Linked DNA regions of Homo sapiens: region 1 is linked to region 2. The links are chromatin contacts, found by Hi-C in ENCODE. All regions are on one chromosome and are shown on one strand. The core of a region is the stretch at or near the end of the contact, and the rest is flanking DNA. Distances in the headings are between cores, read along the strand shown. Region 1 holds the start of OLIG3 (oligodendrocyte transcription factor 3). Region 2 holds the start of TCF21 (transcription factor 21).

What was found. Hi-C counts contacts between places; a loop is a spot of excess contacts on that map. Pooled maps may share reads with other maps.
Region 1: a loop to region 2 is called in a map of naive thymus-derived CD4-positive, alpha-beta T cell, with 14 times the contacts of the local background. The contact joins the promoter of OLIG3 here to the promoter of TCF21 in region 2. A Hi-C loop is called at or near these places in 1 of 168 maps with a recorded cell type or tissue (naive thymus-derived CD4-positive, alpha-beta T cell), 1 of 37 single-sample maps with no recorded cell type and 8 of 50 pooled maps.

Annotation. Positions count from the first base shown.
Region 1 is chr6:137,493,067-137,500,114 of GRCh38, reverse strand. OLIG3 (oligodendrocyte transcription factor 3) reads left to right here and starts at 5,721. Exons shown (of 1, transcript NM_175747.2): 1 at 5,721-7,048. The coding sequence starts at 5,945. The coding sequence ends at 6,763. RefSeq lists enhancers at 3,564-4,096, 4,097-4,630, 6,312-6,811.
Region 2 is chr6:133,883,731-133,891,540 of GRCh38, reverse strand. It overlaps TCF21 (transcription factor 21), which reads right to left and starts at 2,428. Exons shown (of 2, transcript NM_003206.4): 1 at 1,694-2,428. The coding sequence starts at 2,143. TARID (TCF21 antisense RNA inducing promoter demethylation) reads left to right here and starts at 2,535. Exons shown (of 9, transcript NR_109982.1): 1 at 2,535-2,937. RefSeq lists enhancers at 1-715, 1,967-2,880.

The DNA.
Region 1 (7,048 bases), core at 4,472-6,971, 3.6 Mb before region 2:
TTATTTAGAACCCAAAGACTTCAAGGAAATATTTTAATGTATTTGACTCTATGCTAATATACATATAAACTTCAGAACTTACATGTATAGGTACCTATAATAAAAAAGCAGTGTAATAAATTGTTGTCATAGGTGTAAACATTCATTTTATCTGCTGTTCCTTTATAGTTAGATGCTATACCTATATTCTAATCTCTTTGTGGTATCTATTTACTTATATACTTTGTGTGTGCATAAATCTGAATATTACTGAAGTCAAAATGAGGTATACATATGCTACATAAGATAACTCTAAAATAAAACTAAATTCCTTAAGCACTTCAGCAAAGAATACAGCAATATGTGTTTAACTATCTAATAGAATATAGCCAGGAGATGATCAAATAACCTCCAAAAGCAAAAAGTAGAATTAGTATTCTGTGTTTTTATATTGAGATATCAAATTGTATACGGTGGCTGTAACTATCAATTCATAAAAGAAATAAGTTAATAACAATAACATACTGTTAAAAAATCATCTGCTTAGTGGTTCTTAAAGTATTGGTATTAATGGAGCCACAAATCCAGAATGTCAGGGCACATGCCAAGAATGTGCATATAAGTATGCAAAGTTTAATATAACTCATCAGTTTATGTAATTGATCACCAGTGATATTTAAATCAACCCAAACATTTCAATCTTGAGAAAAAAATTATTTTCCATTTATTGGCTTTCTACAGGAGGAAAACTCGGTTGAGGTTTTGGCAATTGAGCAGATGTTACTAGAAAGGAAAAAAAAAAAGAGTACTGAAGGATGCTCACTAATTGAGCTAAATCCTATAAATGAAGCCCAGAACTTCATATTTCCTTTGACTTTCGTGAGTCTTTAAATAATTATAATGAATTTGTAAGTTCTAGCCAGCCTTGGTGCTTATGCATCATTAAAATCAAACTTCTAGTTCTGCCAGTGTATTAACTTGTCTATATATTCACATAATTAGCACCTCATCATTTTGTGCTATTCTGGGACTGCCTGGCATCTTCCAGCCTCACATCCAATATTGTGAAAAGCAGTTACTACCAGCTCATAAAATTCTGCTGCCCTTCCACTTCTGCTATTTTCCCCGTATGAAAACTGGATTTTAATAAGATGAGGAGGAAGACTGGACAGATCAGTAAGTTTTCAAGATGTTATTTAAAATATGGGGAAACCCAGAAAATGGAATCGCTTTAGTCAGTCTGTCCAGATCCATCTTCTCTGGCCCTTGTATCACCTATTTAATTGCTGGAATTCTGATTTTGGCATCTCCCAATCTAGGGGCTCAGGGTTCCGTGCCCTAAGCCAAACACTATCACTCGGGATGCGCTGCTGCAGGAAGAGATTATTCCTGCTTGACTGCGATTTATGTTGATATTTAAATTTTTTTGGTCTTATTATTTATTTATTTATTTATTTATTTATTTATTTATTTATTTTCTTTTTTGGTACTGGCTTCTTTGATCAACCTAACGGCCCTGGTGACCGGACCCCCACTGCTATTGTTGTGAAGTTATCGTTCTACTCTGCTAAAGAATGCACTTTTTGAGAAGTTTCTCCGCGTGGTCAACTAATTTTTAGGCTATTCCTTGTTTGCACATGAGGAAACATAGTTAGAAATGTTTAGGTTTCCTTTTTTTGTTCTGTTTTGTCTTGGAGGGTGGTTGGGTTGAAAGGTGAAGCCCACAGGGCAGCCTCCCGCCTTTCGGTCTCGGCCAAAGTTTCTGCTGGTCAAGTTTGCTGCTTGATGAGCGAGAGGAGCCCCTGGACGTTGCTGATTGACCTGCCTCTCACAGTAGCTCTTCGGCAGGTCAGCTAGCGACATTTGCTACTGGACTCTTGCGGGGGTGGGGGTGGGGGTTCGCTCCTGAGCCAAAATCGCCGCGGCCTCAGGCAGAGCCGGCAGCTGCTGGAGAGGAACTCGGTGGCTAAGGCTGCGGAGCAGTGGGCGTCGGGCACCGAGCGGCGCGCACTGGGTGTCAGGTAAGAGACGATCCCTGGTGATCTGGGAGGCACAGGGGGGTGTTGAGCACAGCACAGCTTCCCGAGTGCGCGGTCCCCGCGGAGCGCCCTGGGCGCGCGGGTACAGCAGGACGGCTCTTCTGCCCCGGTCCACGCGCCGACCCGCTGTTTTCATATGTTGTAGGAAGGCTGAGAAACTCCAGGCTCTTCTCAGAGCCAAGACAGGCTTGGAGGGAAGTAGCCTGCCTGCCTTGGGACGCACCTGTTGCCGGAGAACGATCCCCGCCTCCGCGGCGCAGCCCGCCCCAGCCGCGAGGGCGCGGGGTGTGGCCCGAGAGAGCGCAGCCCGAGCCACCGCAGCAGGGTCGCTCGCTCCGGCTCCTCGCCGGTCTGAGCCCTCCGAAAGGGGTCTCGGCCAGGGCCAAGGTCATGGTGCGTCTCCGGCTGAGCCTCTGTAGGCTGCTGCAGCCTTGGCCAGGCGGCGACTCCTTTACTCTCTCCTTCCGTACAAGTCTGGGGTGGGCGTTGGTAGTCAGCCCTCAGAAAGAAATCCGTGTGCCTGCCCTCCTGAGCTCCGGGCCTGCTCCTTCTCGGGTTCAGGGCTCAATCCGAGGAACTGAGCTGCGGTGGCGGGGGTCGAAAAGAGACTCCACGAAGCAAGACGTGCGGGGCGACTCAGCCTTTTGGGCCCCGGCGAGTATTAACCCATTTTACGGTAAGCAAAGTTGTGGCACCTTTACTCACTCCCCTCGTCTAGTTGTCAAGCCCCGCAACGGATGGGAAGTGGGGGAACTAGCTTCTAAAAGTACTTACTGGAAGGAGGCCCTGAACCTTGGACCACCCACACTCACGCATTACGGACCTTCGAAAAAGCAGAGGGTGACCGAGGAGCGGAGGGCGCGCCACGTCCCGGCCTCGGAGCCAGGGAGTCCCGGCCTGGTCCCCGCAGATCTCCCATTTCAGGCACCTCTGTTACTGGAGCTGAAAACCCTTAGGGAAGAAGGAAGGGAATGTCCTGGTCTGTTCGGGCAAAGGCCCAGTCGCCCCTTCCCGGCCCATCGCAGCCCCCTCGGAACCGGCTGCGGCAGGCGTCAGCCCCCTCTCGGCTGAAAGGCTGTGCTGAAGGAGAGTGGCTTCTGGTTTGGACTCCCAGAACCCTGGCCCCGGACTTCCAGCCCCGCAAGCTTGTATTTCGAGGGCTGCTCTACCCTCCTTCCCTCCCCTCCCCCCGCCCACGGCTTGCCACCTTCGTTACTAATTTGGGGGAGATTTTAAAACTTTATTTTACATTGTCCACTGGGAAAATCAAGACTTTTTTTAAAGGGTAAAATATCTTGTAGCAACATGATTTTTCCACTCCTTCATTTGCAACCCTTCTGCTCTGACCAGACAATTCTACTTCCCCAAATCAAAACTCAGGTGCAGCGTTTTCAGTCTGGGTGTGGGAAGGACAGACGCCGCCGACGACCTAGGGTCAGGGAGGTGGCTCAGGAGGACGGCGGGGGCCAGACCTGTGCACCGTCCGCAGGGCGGGGAAGCTGCTCTTCGTCCAGTCCAGTGCTCGCTCCCAATGCCCTCCCCCGTCCGCCTCTCTCTCCTCACCCCATTTGATCAGCAGGGGAGTCGCAGAGGGTTGTCGTTAGGACTAGCCACTAGCTTCCTCCCATCACCTGGGACTGCACAAGTTCTGGAGCACTTCCCCCCTCCCCTCCTTTTTTAAATAACCAGGAAGACTTAGTGTATGTCACTATCTTATTGGCGAGTCTGGTGAATTAAGAAACATTCTTTATGCTTGGTATTAGGAATGCTTTTGGACATTAGTCTTTCCACATCCAATCTAACCTCTTGAATTAAGAAACTTTCCTTCCACCGAGATGAAGGTGGTAGAAGAGGCTCCTGTCCAATCTGCAAGAGCACTAACTTCCTGGCCTTGACGAAGGGCTGTTGGCCATTTTTCCCCCATTACAGAAAAACAAAATTCGGTGTAGCAAAAGCATCCATGCCAATGTTGCGTTTGCCCATCCTTCTGGTATTGGCCAGAGCTGCCTTCGCAGCGTGACTGTCAGTGGGGCACAGCCTCAGAGCGTGCAAACTCCGGACCTGGGCGCGCATCCCTCTCCCACTGACCGCTCGGTTTGAGTCAAGGGAAAGGGGGGCATCCTGTTCTTCGAAGTGACTCAGCGGCGCAAGAGGCCCCAAGTGCCCGAGGTTCCGCGATTGATTCGATTTCACACTTCCACCGAGACTCTCAGTCACTAGCTAGCGTTTGTTTCCCGTTCCACCAAGCCGGGAGAGGGGCGGTGTCCGGGTTCTTCTAGAGACCACTCCTGGGGCTCTCTCCCTTCCCGGGATTTCTGCCTTCCCGCCCCTCGTGCTGCTGAGCTAAAGTCTTGATCACAAAAACACAGCAAGGGGGAAGAAAGATCTACGCCCACCTCCGCACTCGCACCGAAGGCTCCAAACTCCGACCTCCTCTTTATTCCCAGAAACGACTCTGCGCTGAACCGCAGTGCCCGGGCACGCACAAGGGGCTTTCTAGGTCCTTTCGTTGTTTCCCTTCCCCCGTGCTTCTTTGCCCACGCACCCCACCCCCCCGCCCCACCACCCCGACATCAGATAGTTTATTATGAGCTTCTGATTTCCCTGTCCGACGCCGTACGGCGGCCCCAGCCTGGTGGACCCACCCGCGCAGGCCGGGGTGCCGCTGAGTTCCCGGAGCTCGGGGCACGTCAGCACAGCGGCCAGAGGAGGCCCGGCGGAGCTTCGGGCGCGGACCGTCCCACCGTTTTGCGCCAGCGCCAAGGTCCAGGAAGCCTGGAGTGGGAACAATCTCTCTGGAGCTCTCAGGAACCTAACAATCTCTCTCTCTGCCTCCTTGGCTCCTTTTCCTTCCCATCCTCCCAAGTTGCTTTTCTTGTGACATTAACATTTTTTTTTCGCAGTTTTTGGTCTAGGAAGTTAAAGAATTGTGCAAAACTGAAATTCTTTTAGAAATCCATGTTTTAAAACGAAAGAGAGGACACAGAAAATAAGAGACCTCTCCGCCACAATACTGCCAGGAGCAAAGCCATCACCGAACATGGACATCCCGTTGAAACCACACCAGAAGGGCCCAATAAACAAAATTGACAGAATGGAAGTGTTTAGGAAAAGAGATCTAATGAAAAAAAAATATTGAGACAGAGAAAGTCGGCATGCAGTCTTCCCACCACCCCCAGCCCCCGCTGGCAGCACCTTCCCTCCGACCGCACCTCTGTCCCTCAAACCTTTCCACTGAGACCTATTTTTGCCCATATTTCTCTAAACTTGGGAGCAGCCAGGAAAGAAAGGAGAGCGAATGTTTCAATTCCTCTCTCCAAACTCAGAGGAACCTCCACCAACCGCCTGGCCACCTTCTCTTGCCTTCCTTCCGTTCCTGATGTGTGATTTGGTTAGAGAAATTGGGAAGGGGGGTGGGGTGGAAGAAAGTTAAAAAAAAAATCAGGAAGGCGTAAGCTGGAGCGGTGAGTGTGTCAATCAGAGGGTTTTGTGCCTGGGGGCTCCTAGCGGTTCGGAGCAGAGGTGTCCCAGGGCGGCCCCACAATGAATATGAATAGGAATCCTTGCTAAATGGGACAGCAAAGCGCACCGCCCTGAATGATGGCACGTCATCCTAACCAGCCCAGGATAGATAGGAGGGCTCCTTTTGTCTCTTTTCTCCGCCGCAGCTCTATAAAAGCCCCTCTTTTTCAGCGTGAGGTTAGTTCAAGCACACACCAACTAGCTGTCCAGGAAGCAGCCTAACCAGAGAGAGGGGCGTGGGAGGGAGAGAGGCGGGGAAAAGCAGCGTCTCCGCTTTTCTTCTCACGTCTTGCCGCGGAGAAGTGGGTTCCTGGGCAGTGCAGATTTTTTTTTTTTAATTCAAGATTTTCTTTAATTTCCCGCCTAAAGCCTCCCCACGGTAGGGCCGCATCCCCTGTAATAAAATGAATTCTGATTCGAGCTCTGTCTCCAGCAGAGCTTCATCTCCGGACATGGATGAGATGTACCTGAGGGACCACCACCACCGCCACCACCACCACCAGGAGAGCCGTCTCAACTCGGTCTCGTCCACGCAGGGCGATATGATGCAGAAGATGCCCGGGGAAAGCCTCTCGCGGGCTGGCGCCAAGGCCGCGGGAGAGAGCAGCAAGTACAAAATCAAGAAGCAGCTGTCGGAGCAGGACCTACAGCAGTTGAGGCTGAAGATCAACGGACGCGAACGCAAGCGGATGCACGACCTGAACCTAGCCATGGACGGGCTGCGCGAAGTCATGCCCTACGCGCATGGGCCGTCGGTGCGCAAGCTCTCCAAGATCGCCACACTCCTGCTCGCCAGAAACTACATCCTCATGCTCACCAGCTCCCTGGAGGAGATGAAGAGGCTGGTTGGCGAGATCTATGGGGGCCACCACTCGGCCTTTCACTGCGGGACCGTGGGCCACTCGGCCGGCCACCCCGCGCACGCGGCCAACTCCGTGCACCCGGTGCACCCCATCTTGGGCGGCGCGCTCTCATCTGGCAACGCCTCGTCACCGCTGTCCGCCGCCTCACTTCCCGCCATCGGCACCATCCGGCCTCCCCACTCGCTACTCAAGGCGCCCTCCACGCCGCCCGCGCTGCAGCTGGGCAGCGGCTTCCAGCACTGGGCTGGTCTGCCCTGCCCCTGCACCATCTGCCAGATGCCGCCGCCGCCGCACCTGTCCGCTCTCTCCACAGCCAACATGGCCCGGCTGTCGGCCGAGTCCAAGGACTTGCTCAAGTGAGCAGCGGGCGGGCCCGGCTGCCAAGGAGGAGGGAGAGCGGCGGGAGGGGCCGCGGTGCCGGGCCGGGAGGGAAGAGGGAGGCTGCACGCTCGGCCCACGGGAGGGCAGGCTCCGGGGCCCGCAGCCTCCCACGCTGTCTGAGAGATCTCAGACTCCACTTGACCCCCGGAGGGAAAGGACCAAAATCAAACCGCAATTTCTAGGTGGTAGCAAAGGGGGACTCGAACCAGATGTCGTGTGTTTTGCATGCATGCTTCTTTTCCCCATGCCGCGCCAGTATTTTTC
Region 2 (7,810 bases), core at 1,179-3,678:
AAATAGCTGCTTTGGCGCCAAGTCACAGCTCGAGGTGGTGGTGGTGCTGGTGGTGGTCTTTTAGAATGAGAGCCAAAAGGGCTTATACTGGGTTCCTTGTGAGACTCAATGCAGGAAGCCCCGGGCAAGCCGAGAGTGGGAGAGTGGGTGGTGCTGTGGCACTGCCTGGAGGCAGACGCTTTGGCAGTCTGAGCCGGGAAGCCCAGAACGACCTTGTGCCTACTGGGCACCGAGTTCGGGGCGAAGCGCCCTCCTGGCCTCCTTCTGAGGCGGTGGTCGGGTTTCAGGGCCCTGTCGCTTTCATCGCCTTTCATCACCATCTATTTCCCTAGTCCGACTTTCGTTTCTTCCATCGCAAACACCGGCTTTGACTACAGCTTCTAGATTAATCACCACCTCTTAAGGAAAAAAAAATGCTATACTACATTGACTTTTAATTTAAGATCGTCTTCATGCTGGACTGAGAAAGTATGCTTTCTCTTCCTTTCTCCGGGCTGTTTTATAATAAAGCTCATTTAAGTTTCTTATTCAAAGATGAAGAGAGTAGCAGTTGTAAATATTCGAGGCAACACTTTCATTTTAGGTGGAGATTTTAAAAAGCTATTTACTCATTGGGGGGGAAAAACCCCAAACTTTCAATTGGAGAGAAAACATTTTTCATGGTAAAATGTGGGTTTGCATCTTCTTCTCCAGCAATTCCAGAAACCAATTCGGTGAGAAGACAATTCAGACCCCTCTCACTACTGCTCTAGTGCTAGCTGATAAGACTTGCCTTTTAAAAGGAAAAATCTCTCATTCTTATCATATACAAACAGAGATCCTAGTAAGTTGTTGTTATTGTTTTTCTTTAGATCTTAGAAGTTTTAAAATAAAATCAAATGAAAAAAATTAAGATATATTTCTTAAACAGTAAAATACATTTGAGAAAAAAGTAGACTCAATGATTATCAGTTTTTTGTGTTAAAAAATTAGGCTCAATGGGCATTACTTTTTAAGATAAAAGGTAACATTTCTTAAATCTTGGGTGAGAGTGACCTATTTTAGTATTTATTACACTCATACTAGTGAGGATTTACTGATTTTGCTGATCATTACTAGAACTTCTGGGATTTAAAAATATTAATCCACTTATAGGAGAAGCACAGAATATTTAAGCGGTTAAGGGCTTACGTGGACAATTTGGGGGGCATAGATGTGTCCTTATCCAATGGTCCTAAATATGCTTGTGAAAGAAACGGAGTTGGGTGTTTTTATTTACAAGGAAAGGAAAATCAAGTTCCACTCTCTGCTAAAAGAAGAAAAAAGGATTAACAAAATGCCTGTCCGCTCGCAGCGTCTTGTCAGTGTTCTCAGTTCCGCAGCAGCCACTGCACCCCAGGGAGGATGGCGATGGAGCGGGAGCGGGGGATCCCTCCTCTGTGCCAGCTCAACACACTTGCAAACTTTTAATTGGGCTGCCACGTCAAACCCTCGCATAAATCACTCCCGCTCCGGGGGCTGGTAGGGCAGAGAGCGAGGGCCGTGTCTAGACCGCCCGCCTCCGGTCCCTGGAGGCTCTAGGCCCGCGGTGGTCGAGATGTGTAAGTCACCGCCGCGCCCACACCCCCACTCCCAGCCCCGCGCGCACTCGCGCCCACCGCAGGCGGGAGTGCGGGCGCGCCTGGACTGCAGCTGCAGCCCCGGGAGCACTCACCAGGTTGACCGGGTGAATGTACCCGTTCTCGTATTTGTCGTTAGCCAGGATCTGCCTCAAGTGGGCGATGTAGCTGGACGCCAGCCTGAGCGTGTCCAGCTTGGAGAGCTTGGTGTCGGGGGGCACCCAGGGCAGGGTGGTCTTGAGTCTGGAGAAGGCCTTGCTCAGCACTCGCATGCGGGCCCGCTCTCGCGCGTTGGCGGCGTTGCGCTGGACCTGCTTCCCCTCCTGGCTGACCCCGCTCAGGGGGCTCTTCTTGGTGGGCGCCTTCCTCCTCTTGCCCAGGCCGCCGCGGCCCTTCTGGGGAGACCCATTCTCGCAGTTGGAGCTCTCCTCGGTGCTCTCGTTGGAAGTCACAAATTCCTTGTTCGAATCCATTTTCAACCCGTCACATTCCAACATCTCCACCTCTTGAAGGTCCTCCACATCGCTGAGGGAGCCGGTGGACATGTTTGGGGGAGTGGACGAGGGAGAGAGAGAGAGAGAGACAGAGAGACAGAGAAAGCGAGGAAGAGGGTGAGAGAGAGACAGAGAGACCCTGAAACCAAGAGGCCTCCCGAGTGTGGCGCAGCCACCTCCTGCTGGGAGCTGGAGTTGGGGTCTGGTTGGGTCTCACAACCCTTTCCCCTTCGCAGAGTTGTGAGAAGGAACCCCGAGGACTTCTGCAGCAGAGGAACCGGCTCTCTGTTTCCCCACTCCCAGAGTCGTGGCCGTAGAGGAGGGTGAGCGAGCGCTGAGGAATTTGGTGGACACTAGGAATTTATCTGGGGAATAGAGGGGCGGATCCTTGCAGCCCAGGGAGGGGCCTGCCAGGCCCCAGCAAAGCGCTTAGACCCCTTTCACAACCGGAGGGAAACTCAATGCACAGACCCTGATTTGCAACTTGTAATGTAAATCAACTCAACTGCATCATGTACTTACCAGCCACCTTCTCCCAACTGTGGCCGGGGCCGAGAAGCAGCATGTTCTGTCCATCTGTAAAAGGCCTTCTTTCTCTCTTAAGACGTCACAACTGGTTGTTACTGAGAACTTTAGAAAAACGACTAGATCGTTTGGCTCTTTCTGGGCCTTCCACCTACACTCCATGCCCTCTCTCCTCCCAAGAAAACACGAATTAAAATACAGGGAGTATCAACCGCATCCTGCCAACACCTCATAAGACTCCAAGGCTTTACCGAGATCTTCCACCTTCCCCGGGATAAATGAAGACAAGTGCTTCCTAGAATCTTTATGGTGATGGAAAAGTAAGTATAAAACATTTCACCTACACCTGGTCATTTTCAAGACATCAAAGGACTGCCTACGTGTACACAAACATACTTGATTTGCACACTCAAACCCAACCACACACAGCTTAGTGGGAGTGGGTAGGGAATGAGAGGGCAGTATGAGTGTGTGGAAAACATTATGTTAGTTGATCATCTTTTCCTAATAAATGGAAACTTTCCCCTCGGTTTTTTTTTCTTTTCTAGAAATGCATTTAATATTGCCTTGAGAGTCTTTGTTGCTCTCAGACATCACCTTGCCTGGCACTTTTTGTGATGCACCGTCCCTTTCAATGCTGCTGTCTTTGTCTTCTTCCAGCCTGTTAGGTGCCAGTGTTCCTCACATGAAGCTGACATTACACAACACAAAGCAAGACTATCCTTTTGAGAAAGGTTCTTTTCCATCTTTAACCCCAGCTCGAACCACCTTTCCTAGAGAATAAGAAAGTCTCCTGGGAAGTAGGTAGAAAAAGCACAGGGAAACAGAACCTAGGGATTGGATGAAATTGGTGCAATGAAACCAGGGAGACTGAAGGCATAAATCTCTCTTACAATTTCTTTGCCAGGTTTTCTTCCCTTGCAGGTAGGCATTGAAGTTGAGGGGCTGGAGCAAAATGTAAGAGTGGTTTCTGAGTGGTTGGCTTAGGGTCTGAAGGCTTCTCCTACATTAAGATATCATATCTCTAATCCTAGGCTCAGCTGGGAATTCACTAACCTCTAACGTTTTGTTTTGCTAGCAGGGTCTTGTTTGCTTTCCCCCTATGCTGTAAACTAAACAGGTTGTCAGCAAATCAGTCTTTATTAATGAATTAGCGACCCCTCTTCCATAATATCTTCGCTGAGGATCCAAAATTTGTTAATCACCAGTGTAGAGATTTATGAGCTCTCTTATTTTCTGTTGTTTGTGCAGGTGGAGATTTAAATGACCACATCCACCCTAAGATTTATTGTGAGAATGATTGATGTTATAAACCAGGAAAAGGACTCTTCCCACAGCAGGGATGACAGAAATATCAAGTTGAAGTTGCCTTTGTCTTCACATACGAATGACCCAGTACTACAACACAGAAAGTATAATAATTTAATCTGAGGTTCAAGACAGCAGTGAGAGAACACCCAGCAGGCCTGTTAAAAATTTCTTCACTAATTCCTCAACTAGTTTCCTTTGATTTGCTCTCCCTTTTCTCAGTCTTGGTAAAACATGAAAGTTAAAGTTATTTTTAGACTAAAGAGCTATGTGAAAATGGGCATTGGCCAATACTTTGTGAAATGTGTGTGTGTGTGTGTGTGTGTGTGTGTAGCTACTAAGATATCTGCAAAATAACTACAAATAATTAATTTGGGCTCTGGAATGTGATAATTATTATAAATCCAAACTATGGCCTTACTGCATACATTAAGCTGTGATTTTTCTTGTTGGAGCCATTTTTTTTTCTTTTTGGCTCTGGGTCTCTGTTACACCTTAGTTAATGGACTGCTCAGGCTGTCTGGGGAGATAGTAAAAATCATAGTAATATGTACCACTGAAAAGATTTCTGTTGTCTGTATATTTTTCAATGTTGGAAACTTAAAAGTACCAATTTCTGGAAGCATGTAAAACTAGCCTCATGTCATAGGCTGGTTTTTATGCTTAGCAATTATTTTTCTTCATAGCCATATAAGAAATAATTAAGTCCCATGTCCATTTATCTTGCAGTAAGACATTTGGGCTGAGAAAGGCTAGTGGGCTGATAATAAATTTTGGAGTGTTTCTAAAATTCTGTAAAAGATGGCTTCCAGTTTGGGAGTAAGAGTCGAAGAATACTGTTGCTTATGTATCTTGATATGAAGTCTTGGAGAGAGAATATTCATATGAAAAATACTTTTTTTCTTTTAAAATTTTGTGTCTATCCCTGCTAATAAACACTTAGGGACAAATGGGTGGGAGAAATGACTTCTTGTTGGATTCTACTGAGCAAGTCATTTAAGCTGTAACTTAAGCTGTGCCAAATTCTCCCAAAATATAAACTATATTCTGTGAGAAGACAAGCACTTTTGAGAAGCTGTATTAACCCTTTTGGTAAGTTGACCATTTCTGTTCCAAAGCACGAAATAGAAAACTCGTGATTTGAAAGTATGAGATCATTTCTAAAAGTTCTTACCTGACTTTTAAGAAACATTTATGCCCCAGAGGCATCTGGCCAATTTGCTGCTCACTTCTAACAATTTGTTTTGCAAGAGAGACTATCTTTGAAAGATTTTAGTGCTAAGGAAATTTTATCTCTGAAAGCTGTAAAATGAAGATTAGGCATGGAATGTACCCTTGAACTTAAATCCTGGTTTATCAGCTGATACATTTACAGGAAGTTCAAATTTGATTCAGTTGCACTTGGATGGAATAATTTGCTTCCTTTTTTATGAGAAGGAAAACATCATAGGCTTCCTTTGAACTGACTTCATATGCCATTACATAATCTTTCTCAGGGGAAAAATATGCCTTTAAATTTAAATGTTAATCCTTTTCTCTTACTCCTCATCATTTGGTCAGGAGACACAGGCTGGCAAATTGGCAAAACTGCCCATTCTCTTTTTTCTTCATTTCTAATTAGCACCTCCAGATGTTTTATTCATTTTATTTGATGGTAACTACCACCACTTCAAATATTTGCCAACTTTCTATGCAAAAAAAAGTTGACGCCTTTTTTTTTTCTTTTTTTGATGGAGTCTTGCTCTGTCACCCAAGCTGGAGTGCATCAGCACGATCTAGGCTAACTGCAACCTCCGCCTCCCAGGTTCAAGAGATTCTCATGCCTCAGCCTCCCGAGTAGCTAGAATTACAGGTGCCTGCCACCATGCCTATCTAATTTTTGTATTTTTAGTAGAGGTGGGGTTTCACCATTTTGGCCAGGCTGGTTTCAAACTCCTGATCTACCCACTTCAGACTCCCAAAGTGCTGGGATTACAGGCATGAGCCACCGTGCCCAGCCAGGTGCCTCTTTTTTGATTTTACATAATTATCTCCATATACTTTGTTTGCTGCTGATTGACTGTTGTCTATCTCCCGCTTATATGCCTATCAAACTCTGACTTTGTTTCATTAAATTTTAACTTTATTTAATAAAGTGAGCATTACCTCTCTTTGCTCATTCTAAATTATAGTGGTGCTGTCCTGTTATATTTTGGCAGCCAAAGTGAATATGGCACTAGTGAGCTTGGTGGCTAGCTAAGAAGGTCAATAACAGTGATGCTGGGTATTGCTGCTACCTTTACCTGGCACCAGCTGGGAGATGGTATAAATCCTGGATGGTATAAATCCATTCAGTAATTAGAAGTCTTCTGCGTGTTCACTATACCTTAACCCCCTCTTTTCACATTTAATTCAGTGAATTGTAGATAAGATGCCACATTGCTAAGATTTAAAGGTGGCAAATAACAACAATAAAGTCTAGGGAAAGATTCTGCATGGTTCTTTGAATCCAGGAGTTAATCTTGCATTTCACATGTTCCACAATACAGCTTTGAAAGCAGCCAAGCCTATGCACTTGAAAGTCAGAATTTACCCTAAGGTGTAAGTGGGCCAGAGAAAACTCGGGCAGACAAAGAGAGTTAAAAATTTTGCAAAGCCAGTTTAATGTCCTCCTAAGTTTTCTAATACTAGAATAATTTTATTAGACCCTGTCAGTGTTAGGAAAGAGAGAGAAAAGGACTGAGCGACTCCTGAGTCAGGTACCATGCAGGGACTTTTGCCTCCATTCTCTCATTTCATGTATTTTCTCTCCTTTCTGTTGGCACTACTAAAGAAAGAGCTGCCACATGAAATGAACAGTGTATTAGAAATGTATGCCAGAGGCTTTCCCCTGTAATAAAGTTTTAGAAAAACTGGCTTGAGTGATGACTATTCTGTATCTTAAAATAAAGCTTGAAAGCAAAACCTCCCAAGCTTTCACAAAAAGAATAAATCTTCTAGGTTGTATGGGAGACCTCTGTAATGCACTTATATGTTAAATATAGTTTATTGATGGGCATAAAACAATACAGGCCAACTTGCTGTCAGCCTCCTTCCTGTCAGCTTGGGAGAGTATGGGCACTGGAATCAAAGGCTCCTTCGGGTGATTACCTCTTTGGGATTATTTCCTGGTGGCAGGTGCTTTCAGCTTTGAGGAGACAAGAGTTGCAGGGTTTAGATCTTAGGACCAGCAGGAAAGTACTGAGTGTGAATCCTGACTTTAGGAAGATGAAATATTTCCAGGTGATGAAGCAGTTTAAAATAGAGACACAAAGTAATAGTTTGTCAGAATTGGATGGGGCTGGGGACCAAGGAGGCCATAAATAATCACAAACTCTGTTCCAGTGAGGTATCAGGGACAGTACTGCCCACCTGACCCTGTGTCCTGATTTGCCTCGTATTATTCCTTCCACTGAGTCACATTGCCATGAATGGTTTTTGCTGTTTGAATAATCATAGTAAATGTGAGAAAGCTTCTATTCTGTTATTCCCTATTTAGAATATGTAACCATTGATCCCGAAATTATACAAAATGAGATAGACTTGAGCTGTCCTGGGATATAATGCTTAGAACCCTGTCTAAGATGGTTTAAGTAACGTAATCGCCAGAAGGACTTTGTTAAAATAAAAATCTCATCTCTACCGTAGAAACCTGATGGGCCATCCGAGGGCCACTCATTCAACTAACATATCCCCAAATCTGCCCTCTTCTCACCATTTCCTCTGCTAAACACCGGATCGAGTCACTAAAGTCACTCAGATGATAACAGTCTCTTAAATGGTCTTTTTGTTTCCATTCTTGTCCTCTTAAAATCTATTGCCAATACAGTGGTTCAAGTCATTCCCCTGCTTAAAATCTCTTAAAGC